Linked DNA regions of Mus musculus: all the other regions are linked to region 3. Evidence: chromatin loops called from intact Hi-C (ENCODE). Cell type or tissue: heart. All regions are shown on one strand.

What was found. Hi-C counts contacts between places; a loop is a spot of excess contacts. Peaks named below come from ENCODE experiments on the same cell type or tissue, not always from the same donor. Only the 100,000 strongest peaks of a DNase experiment are listed, where the experiment ranks them.
Region 1: a loop joins it to region 3, with 2.3 times the contacts of the local background. A loop is called at or near these places in 2 of 42 quality-filtered maps.
Region 2: it touches region 3 in a loop (2.2-fold over the local background); 3 of 42 quality-filtered maps call a loop at or near these places.
Region 4: it touches region 3 in a loop (2.5-fold over the local background); 7 of 42 quality-filtered maps call a loop at or near these places.

What each region holds. Positions count from the first base shown.
Region 1 is chr4:81,896,083-81,898,582 of GRCm38, reverse strand. No RefSeq gene overlaps it. Among named protein-coding and RNA genes, the nearest start is that of Gm46886, 37 kb to the left of the region's middle. In heart, no CTCF peak of the experiment used is centred here; no DNase peak of the experiment used is centred here.
Region 2 is chr4:81,727,445-81,729,944 of GRCm38, reverse strand. No RefSeq gene overlaps it. Among named protein-coding and RNA genes, the nearest start is that of Gm11412, 15 kb to the left of the region's middle. In heart, no CTCF peak of the experiment used is centred here; a DNase peak (open chromatin) is centred at 1,414; H3K27ac peaks cover 694 bases.
Region 3 is chr4:81,577,672-81,580,171 of GRCm38, reverse strand. No RefSeq gene overlaps it. Among named protein-coding and RNA genes, the nearest start is that of Mpdz, 140 kb to the right of the region's middle. In heart, a CTCF peak has its summit at 1,049; no DNase peak of the experiment used is centred here; H3K27ac peaks cover 1,375 bases.
Region 4 is chr4:82,310,967-82,313,466 of GRCm38, reverse strand. The region is part of intron 10 of Nfib (nuclear factor I/B); the gene reads left to right. Among named protein-coding and RNA genes, the nearest start is that of Nfib, 190 kb to the left of the region's middle. In heart, no CTCF peak of the experiment used is centred here; no DNase peak of the experiment used is centred here; H3K27ac peaks cover 1,463 bases.

The sequences.
Region 1 (2,500 bases), 320 kb before region 3:
AACATGCTTCCTTAAACAGCTTTTGTTTTTTGTTTCAAACCACAGTCTAAATTTAAACCCTGGCCCAGCCTTTGGAGTTGACCTGTGGTTGTGAGTGTACCCTCATTGTTGCCTTGGGGACAATTACCTTCAGCCAGTCAAGTGCAAATAAGCTGTGTCTGTTTGAGCGCAAGGGCATTTTCATTGTCAGGAACCCTTTGGGAAGAGCCTTCTTACATGTTTTCCTTCTTGCTTTTTAAAAAATTTATTCAGTCAAAGACAGTACGATTTATCCTTCTAAATATTGTCTTTTATTAATGCTATTAGAGGCAAGATCCTGACCTATCTTTGTGTTTCTCTCCCCTTTATCTGAAAAGCTCTTAGCATGTCTGACCTCAGTTTTTCTTTCCAATCTCATCGCTTATTCAATCTTTGTGTTTGCTTCTCTTCACACTTTCTTCCATCTTCTGACTCATTCTTGTTCTTTCCTGCGAGGTAGGAGTGGCCTTTACTACTGTCCAATCATCTGATGCTTTGAGGTCTTTGCTTAAAGCCTAGCTCAGTATTTTATTTTTAATGAAGGCTTTAAGGACTTGTCTAGACCACCTCACCTCTCCTCTGCTTTGCAACTCTGAGGATACCTGTTAGGCTTGAGAGAATACTTTAGAATAAGCTCTATGTCCTGCTGGCCCTGTGCAATTATTTTATCTTCTGAATTGTAATGTTTTTTAATACCAGTGTCTTGTATTTTTAAAATCCAGTAAAAAGTATCTGTCACACTGTTGCATGGATGCTGTCGGGGACAAGAGCTGGTGCATTTCACAGTGTTCTTTCCATGTAGACCCTTGGGAGAAAAGTCTCTTAGTCCTTAAGACCCAGCAAAGTTAGACTTCTTCAGAACTGATGCTTTGTTTTGATCTTGTGGTCATCGTGAGTCACGTCTTCTTCTTTTCATAGGCGCAGAGCCAGAATTGCAGCCCCCCAAGAGTAACCAAGCCAGGCTTAATGGCATATGCTTGGCAGTAATAGCATTAACTCTGGCTTCTTATTCTTATTTCCTGTCTTTATTTTTCTTTCCTCCAGTGTTCTCCCTTATTTATTTTGTACTCGTGCAATTGTGCATATCTTTGTAAAAACATTCAATCATTTTTTGGAATTTGATGAGGACATCATACATATATACATGTGGGAAGCAAATAATTCTTTACATTATTTTATCTTTAAATAGTATGCAAATCATTAATATATAGCTTGATGATTATTTTTTACATATTCTTATACCCACATAACTTCCACCTAGATCAAGATATAGAAAATTCCAGAAACACTAGAAGGCACTTCCTTTGATTACTAATCTATCATTTTATATCTATGTATCTTGGTTTCCCATTTGCCCTGAATATTGTTTAAGACTGTACTTGTCTGTATTTCACAAAAGCCTATGATGATTTCTAAGGCACAGTAGGCATCGAAGGGCCTAGTGTCCAGCCCTGTCATCAGTGTAGCCTTCAGGGAGAGATGGAAGACTGAGCGGTCTTCTTGACCCTGGACTTCATGTGTCCAGTACAGGGTGTAGTGCCATGACGACCCTGAGCACACTGACTGAAAAGGTTTGTAGTATCTATCACTGACTCAATTCAAGAGAACACTTGTAATTTCCTTAATTCTGGAAGCCAAGCTGAGAAAATCCTGAGAAGTTACAGGTCATTTTCCTTTCTTTCTTTCTTTCTTTCTTTCTTTCTTTCTTTCTTTCTTTCTTTCTTTCTTTCTTTCTTTCTTTCTTTCTTTCTTTCTCTTTCTTTCTTTCTTTCTTTCTTTCTTTCTTTCTTTCTTTCTTTCTTTCTTCCTTCCTTCCTCTCTCTCTCTCTCTCTCTCTCTCTCTCTCTCTCTCTCTCTCTCTCTCTCTCTCTCTCTCTCTTAGACATAGCTTTACCAAGCCCTTCTCTGCCTTCTAAATACAGTAGAAGAACACAGGCAGGCTCTATCTACATGTAATAGGCTCAGTTAAAGTTTCACACCCTTCCTTCCAAAGCCTCTTGGACTTTGTGACCAGGAGGCTCAGTCTCTACACAGTGGAAAACAAACAAACAAATAAACAAAAACCATGAGCACCCACGAAAGGGTTCACTTGGCAGCTTGAGCCCCACCAACTCATTCTTTTCTTACTTAAATGCCCTGGCAAAGAAAAATGTGGAAATTCGGTCAGAATTTTTTCCCTTTGTGCCTGAAGATTGTTATTACTGGTCACCAAGAGAATAGTCTTGATTGAGAATTTATTTTGGAATGAATGTTTGCAAAGCATGTAAAGAAAAAAAAAACCAGAACAAAACAAGGGCATATTATTGGCAATGATGGAAACAAACAATACAGATTTTCAAGAACGATTTTCGTTGATTTTGGCCTGCCCTCCCTGGGCCATCTGATGAAGAAGCCTGTCCCTGAGCAAAGGGGATGGCAGGGGCTTGGGGAACGCTTTCAAGTGAGAGGAGGCCAAAGTGAGAGGGAAACCAGAAAGTCAGAG
Region 2 (2,500 bases), 150 kb before region 3:
GCCATAATGCATTTGTTATGACTGCAAGCACATCACAGAACTGTTAAGACGTGTGAGGGTCATATAGTTCTCCAGGTTGGTGATAGAAACTGCCTGGGAAATAAGTACTGTGGCTTACTCCTCTCTACTGATGAAATGTCTTTATTCTATGATTACTTCTAGCAAATGTATTTTAACAGTCACCCTTAGCTCTAGCCTCCTGAATTTCTTCAAACGATTTGTCTTCCAGACATTTGAATAGAAGGGTAATACATTGAGGCAAATTGTTAACCATGAAATCATCTCAACCAGAAATACAAATGTCTAGTGTGATGCCATTTGCCTAAGTCTGAATAAAGCTTAAGTAGCAAGTGATAGCCAGCAGATAACTACTGATTCACAGATTGCCATAAAGACTGCCTTGAGACTAGTAGTTCATGTCCAAGCCCTGTAAATACTCCTTGGCTTCTTGGTTATTTGGTTTTTTGTGTCACAGTTGAATTTAAACTTACAGTAATATATGTTTGCATTCAAAAGGATATTTGTTGTTAAGAGACAAAAACAAAAGAAGAGATTGAACTCAGAGGAAATGAAGGATTTAATGGAGAGAGAGAGAGAGAGAGAGAGAGAGAGAGAGAGAGAGAGAGAGAGAGAGAGAGAGAGAGAGAATTTCAAGTTTCAAGTAGATAGTGAGTGTGCGGTCAGTTAAATGGCATTCCCTGATTTCCCTGCCTTAGTCACCCGATGAGAGACTGCTGAGGCACAAATCCAAAGCAGCATATTGAGATCTGTCAAAAATTCCAAAGAAGGCCAGAGACATGGATCTCTACATAAAGACACTGGCCACCGATTCCTAAGATCTGAGTTCAAACCAGAAATTCATTTGGTGAAATATGAGAATCAACTCCTGCACATTGTCACCCACCCCATATCTCTCTCTGTCTCTCTGTCTCTGTCTCTGTCTCTGTCTCTCTGTCTCTCTGTCTCTCTCTGTCTGTCTGTCTCTCTCTCTCTCTCTCACACACACACACACAAACACACACACCATATACAAACAAATAATTTTTTTTAAAAAGAAACTTATTGTAATCTGGTCTCTACACCTCTAGGACTCTGTAATGCTTCCTTGTAAGAAAACTTTGAGGTTCCAGAATTTGGAAGATATCTTTTAAACATTAGCTAAAATATATTTTCATGGGTTTTTTTGTCACTGGATTTAAAAAAAAACAAAAACAAAACAAAACAGGAAAACGTTAGACAAACATGATAGTGTCTTGTGTTCCAGACAGACTTTCTGGAAAGTTGTGACTTTCACAAATCTAAAACAACAGCAACGAGGAAAAAAAAATAGTAACAATTTCTAGTCTCAAGCCAGGCTCCCTTAGTCAGCTGTCTATTTTTCTTGCCACCCAGATACTAAAGCGTTTGGCACCCGTGGGATCTTAGTATTTGGATCTGGAAGGGAAGCTCTCCCACCCTGGTTTTATCTGTAGACTGGATAAAGGTTTGGGATTTAGCAATAGGCTCTGCAAGCTCAGCTTGTGAAAATCACATTCTTTATCAACTCCCCAGATGGTTTAGATCATTAAAAACACAACAAAACAAAACAAAAGCCCTTCAGAGTGTACACTGTGAAGATATTCTCTAATTTCCAAGAAAAATAAATATATGTGGAATTTCTCACAGATTTCTCACACTTTCTCAGTACACAGCCTGAACCGCTGTGGTGAGTGGGAACTTAAAGCCACCGGGTTTGGTTTTTTTTTTTTTTTTTTTTTTTTTTTTTTTTTTTTAAACTGCAAAGCCTTGTGCTGAATACTTAACTTCCAGCAGCTCCTTTGCCTTTCCAGCTTGTCCGTCAGCCTCCGACTCTCAGTCAGTATTTATCTCTTGGGGGCTTAGCTTTAAACTGAAAAGTGTATGTCTTTATTCAGTGAATTTGGGGCAACGGCCTCTCAGTAAGCAACAAAAACAAAAAGGCTGTTTCAAGTCGAAGAGACTTCAAGAAAGCACCCCACCATCTGCCAAGGCCTGAGAAGGGCGCTGTGGGCCAACCACTCTTTACTGAACAGAAGAAACAGTCCCATCCTTTACATGTTCCGCACATCCTGGATCAAAATATAATGATCCCAGCAAAGAGATGGAGTAAAATGGATGCACCCACAATCAAGGGGTGCATCTATTAGAGGGCCCGACCACTGCTTAGTCGGCCTCATTGACTCTGATGTGGAAGTAAAACTGGGGGGCAGACGAAAGTGGGGCTGGAGGGAGAAGGGGGTCTTTCTAAGCGGGCATGCACCAGTGGGTAATGGCTGGCATTTGCAGAGCTGCATGGCAGGGGAGCTTTCAGCGGTTTGCCACTGCCAGCTGATGTCTCTGGCAACATCAGTGCCAAGAAGCCAAAAATGAAGCAGGTGCAGGGGCAGAGGAACTGAGTGCGGGGGGACGAGAGGGGGGTTTCAGAACAGAACTTCTGTTGTTAAAAAATTGCTTGCCTTCATTATAACCGAAACAATGGTTC
Region 3 (2,500 bases):
ATTGGCAGACAGAGAAAGGAAAACAGAACGGTCCAGTCTACCAAACCATCCCAGAGGACACTGCTCAGTAATGGGAAGGCTGATAACACAGCAGTGCTCCTGAAAACCCTGCAGAAGGGCAAGGATCCGTTAAGATTGTTACGGATTCTGATGTAAGATTTAGGGGACCTAAGTTCTTTTCAAATTGACTTCATGTGTGCACAATCAGCCTACAGCTTCAGGTGCAGGGTAGATATGTGTCTACTGAAGTCTTGGCAACTGGAGATAGCTGTGTTCCTTGAGGCTTGTTTGCTCGAGGGGGGAGAGATAGAGAGCCTTCCCTTTTGAAAAGACATTTGTACCACAAATGTGCCACTGTCCACTAACAGAGGCTGTGTTTTGTTACAGCTCTGCAGGATTCGGGGTGGATTTTATGCCGTTCAACATGCACACCGTGGAGGATTTCGCTTGTTTGGGTACATCAAGCAAGGAAAAATCCAAACCAAAACAAAAAGACGCACACAATCAACACACACACAAAACAGGATTGGGCTCCTTTGTTTGGTGTCTGCTGTAACCCAGATTGTGGCAATTATCTCTCTGGCTTTACAAGCCTTTTCTTTCATTCTAAAGGCAGTTTTTGGAATCACATTACACTTAACTCAGTTTAACAAATAAGAGTGGTCTGGCAAAATGGCACCATGTGCTTTCCACAAATATCTGTGGTATAGGCAAACTCTCAGTATTTTTATTATGCCCAAGCCTCTTTGGTTTAAAGCAAAAGGACCAATGCAAAGAAAAGGGAAAGCCCAGACTTGGGGACTTGGGGTGTGTTGGGGTCGCTTTCTGCACCAGAGTGAGAAGGGAGGAAAGATACATATTAAAAATAACTCGAGGAGGAAAGAGTTTGGAGAGGTTTGGAAGCGTTAGCAAGGCATGGTTTCCCCTGGTGTGAGCTACAGGCTAATGATAGAATAGTGGCATCTGGCAGGGGAGCCCCGCAAGGCTGACAATGAGCACACTGTAGCTAGCCTGTGCAGCTTCACACTCCTGCCTCCTCTGTAGTCAGGACAAAGAATTGCAGGACACAAGCAAAGTAAAAGGGGGTGAAAGGGAGTCTGCGCTCAAGTTTGCTGTAATACAAATATACATACACAGTGCTACAGATGTTCCTCATTGGCGAAGGCTGGCACATAATCATGCTATGTGCTTCATAATATTTTAATGAGCCTTTTCTCTAAATAGCAATGAAAATGAACAATAAGAAGCTCTTAGGGAGGGAAAGTTGGTACGTTTATATTTTTTTTTTCTGTCTATGGGGGAAAATTCTCATAATAGGTTATATTAGAATGGCAGGGAAAAAATACTAGACTGGGTTTAATAAAATTGTACTGTGTCTAAACTATGATTTCTGAAGCTAGTTTCTTTCTGTTTCTAACTTCAGCAATTTATTCAGGTTAAAGGAATAACAAAGCAGACAAGAGCATAGTTCTGGTGGGGACTTTTTCTCCCTCTGCCTCCTTTCTCAATCTCATTTAAAGAAAAAGAAAGAGAAAAACTTCCTCAAGTGGAGCCTTGAACAATGCCATTAATAGTTAATATATTGTGCCAGCTAAAGTCTTGAAATAAATAACAAACCACTTAATACGTGTTGTAAATACCGTGCTGACTTAAACATTGCTACACAAGGTTACATCTCTTCAGGGGACAGATGGGAGACTGGACCCCAGTGGAAGGGGCAGGGTGTTTCTTTTCCTTTCTTTTGCTTTATCTTTTTTTCATTACAGAAAAAATTTCAAAAAGAAGACTAATCAAAGATTGTTATCTACCATAATGCAACCAGATTTTAGCGTTACTACCCTTACAAAGAAAAGTTTTGTTTTGACCTTGGTCAGTATGCCATTTAAAACTACTACAATGAAAAAAAAAATCTATAACAAAATCAGAGTGTATATCTTGGTTAAGATGTAGCTCCTTGGATTGCTCTTTTAGACGATTTTAATTTCATGGGACAGTTTGGTTTCTTTGTTTGTTTGTGTGTTTGTGTGTTTGTTTTAATTCATAGGGAACAGAATGAGACACTTTAGTGTGTGAAGTGGTACGTACCGTTACAACAGTAAAGGCTGGCTGGAAGTTGCTGTCTGCAGACGTCCGTGCATACATGGCTGTCTTTCCTGGATGCTGCCTTAACTGTGGCTCCCTAACTCTGACATCGCTTCCTGTAACTATCCTAGCTCTCAATGAGTTGTTTGCACAACTGAGAAGACATTTTCTCTCTGCTTACCCATCTGTGTATGTCCCATTGTTACCAACCCTTGTTTAAAAGTAAATGCCCATCATAGGGGTCCCAGATTGCTAGATGAACTGAAAATCTTTAAGTTATCACCATGCCTTAATGTGAGGAAGTTGACAAAGTGGGCCCTGGGAGTATGCTTGTGTAACAACTTTTTGAGAAGTTTATGAAATATTACTTTAAGACAGCTTAATTGTCAACCCTTCAATATCTGCTTTTCTTTAGAAT
Region 4 (2,500 bases), 730 kb before region 3:
CTGCTACTGTTATGAATATAGCATAAATATATGATATGCAGGATATTTTGATGCCCAAAGAGATTGCGACCTACATGTTGAAAACCACTGAGCTAGACTGTCACTACTCTAAATTTCAAAACAGTTATTGCTTATTATTTAAAATCTCTTTAAAGCTTAAGGAGAAAATTAGGGTTTGCATCTTTAATCATCATAATAAAATATTTCACATGTTGTCCTAAAGAAGCTTAAATACATTTAGTTTGAGTCTTTCAGTATTAAAAATTTGTCCTGAATTTGCTTGGTGCAAGTGTCTTGGTTAAGCAAGATGCTTACGAACCTGATTTTTTAGACATGCCTGTCAGAGAAATCTTTGGTGAATAATAGGTGATTTTTATTTTAGTTATTTAACTGTTTCCCTTTCCTACACTCCTTAGATTTTTTGCTTTATTGGGTAGTTTATTAGTTGAAAGATTGTTAATAGAAAAGATAATAATTTTAAAAGGAGTGAGAAAGAAATGTTATTGCTTAAGTAATAACTTGGTTCAAAAGGGTGATAATATATAAGCTGGCACAAATATTTGTCTCCTCAGACACCTCAGAAGTGTACACACTGCTGGTCCATAATATAGACAAAGACATCCAAATTCTATTTTGTAATTTATTAATGAATGAAAGTTTATTCGATATTAATTAGTATCTTGCCAACTTCTTTGGCATTAAATTATTTTTAAATATAATCTTTGGTCATTTTGTATATATGTAAACATTTTTCCTGTTTTAGAGGAAATATAGCTTTAAAACATTTAAGTGTGTGCATGCATATATACATAAATGATAAATGGAAATGACGAGTTTGGTTTAGCATCTTTGAAAGAATATGTAGGAAAGAAAGGCAAAACTAACTAAATAAATAAATGAAAATGTTGATTTTAAATGTTCAGGATGAGGCTAGAGATTGCCCACTTGAAATTTTTAGAAGTGGTTATAGAAAAAAGCAATCTGCATGTAACTAGCCGATTTACATAAGTGTCCTTCCGGAAAGATGGTAGTCTCTCAGCCTTTTCTCAGATAGCCTGTGAGTGGCACTTAGAATCTTCAGGTTTTGTGTGGAATTGTCAACTTTCAGAGAAAGCAGAGTTCCCTAGACACTAGCCTGTTGGCAGTCATTAGCAGCATTGGATGTGGTGTTTGCCTAAACATACATCCTATTTCTTGAAATGCTAACCTACCCCACACGGGCATTCACTGGTGAGTGGATCAGCAAGGGTCTCCTGGCTTGAACTCATAGGGGCCATGCTCTTCTCTTTCAAGGTTTCTATTTTGAAATGTGCCCCACTTATTTCTGAAGATAAACAGCATGGCCCAGCACATTGAATTCCTCTTGAGGAGGTCCACTCAGAGAAGTTAAAAAACCAATGAGTCATGAAACAACCCAAACCCTGCACTACTGGATAGGCCTGTAATCCTCATCCTCGGAAGGTTGGGGACATGTTCAAGGCCAGTCTGAGCTACATAGCGAGATTCTGTGTGTCCACTCCCCCAAGAAGTGTCCCCTCAAAAGCAAGTCTCACAAAGTTGCTTCCCATACACTATAGACTAAACAACTTTCCTCCTTTGAAACAGCAGAAACATGTCATCTCTTTAAAAATGACTAAGTATCTATTTTCCCCTTTGTACAAATTATGGCCTGCTTCTGGAATACCTACTTTTCATTGTATTTCTTTTCTGTTGTGACTTCTTTATAGCATTGAGCTGAGCAGACCCCACCCACCCGGCTCTCTGTACATCTTCCTCTGTCTGCCTGAGCAGACTTTTTCCAGTTCTTTATAAAACTATTTTTACTTTAAATAGCAAAGTAGTTTAAAGGCCCCTTCAGAATTGTAGATTGCATTTTCAGAACAAGAACTATCGTCCTGAAACCTCGGGCTCTATCTTAGGCTGTGCAGAAACTGTAGTCTGACAGGGAGTCGTCCACTTTTTAAAGCACCGTGTTTTCAGGACAGAGTTAAAGCAATTTGTCCCAAGTTTAAAGGCTTTTTGGCTGCAGTTACCATCTAGAAATGATCACAGAAGAGGGGAAGAGAGGCAAGCCAGGTTAGTGCTTTCAGCAAGGCAGCCTCTCTCCTATGTGAGAGGCAGTTATTTATAGCCTGCCTCTCCGAAGGTTAAAAACCATGATCTTCTAGATGGTTCGCTCCCTCCCCACCCCACCCCCTGCAACGCCAGATAAGTTTACTTTCTTAAGCATAAAAATAAGCAATATATCTTTTCAATAAATCTGCTAGCACTGTAGGGCAGCTGTTAACCAAACAGAACTGGATAGGGTTACCGGGAAGCATCCTGGAAAGTGGAGCCAATGTGCAGATCTAGGGAGAATTTGTCTCACTCAGGTCCTGTTCAGTGCCTTCTCCAGCTTCTTCAAGTGCAGGGACATATTTACAATGCCATGACTCTGAATTTTACATAAAACTCAAGCTCATTTTTTACTCTTTCCGAACAATGCCACTTTAGGAAAAAA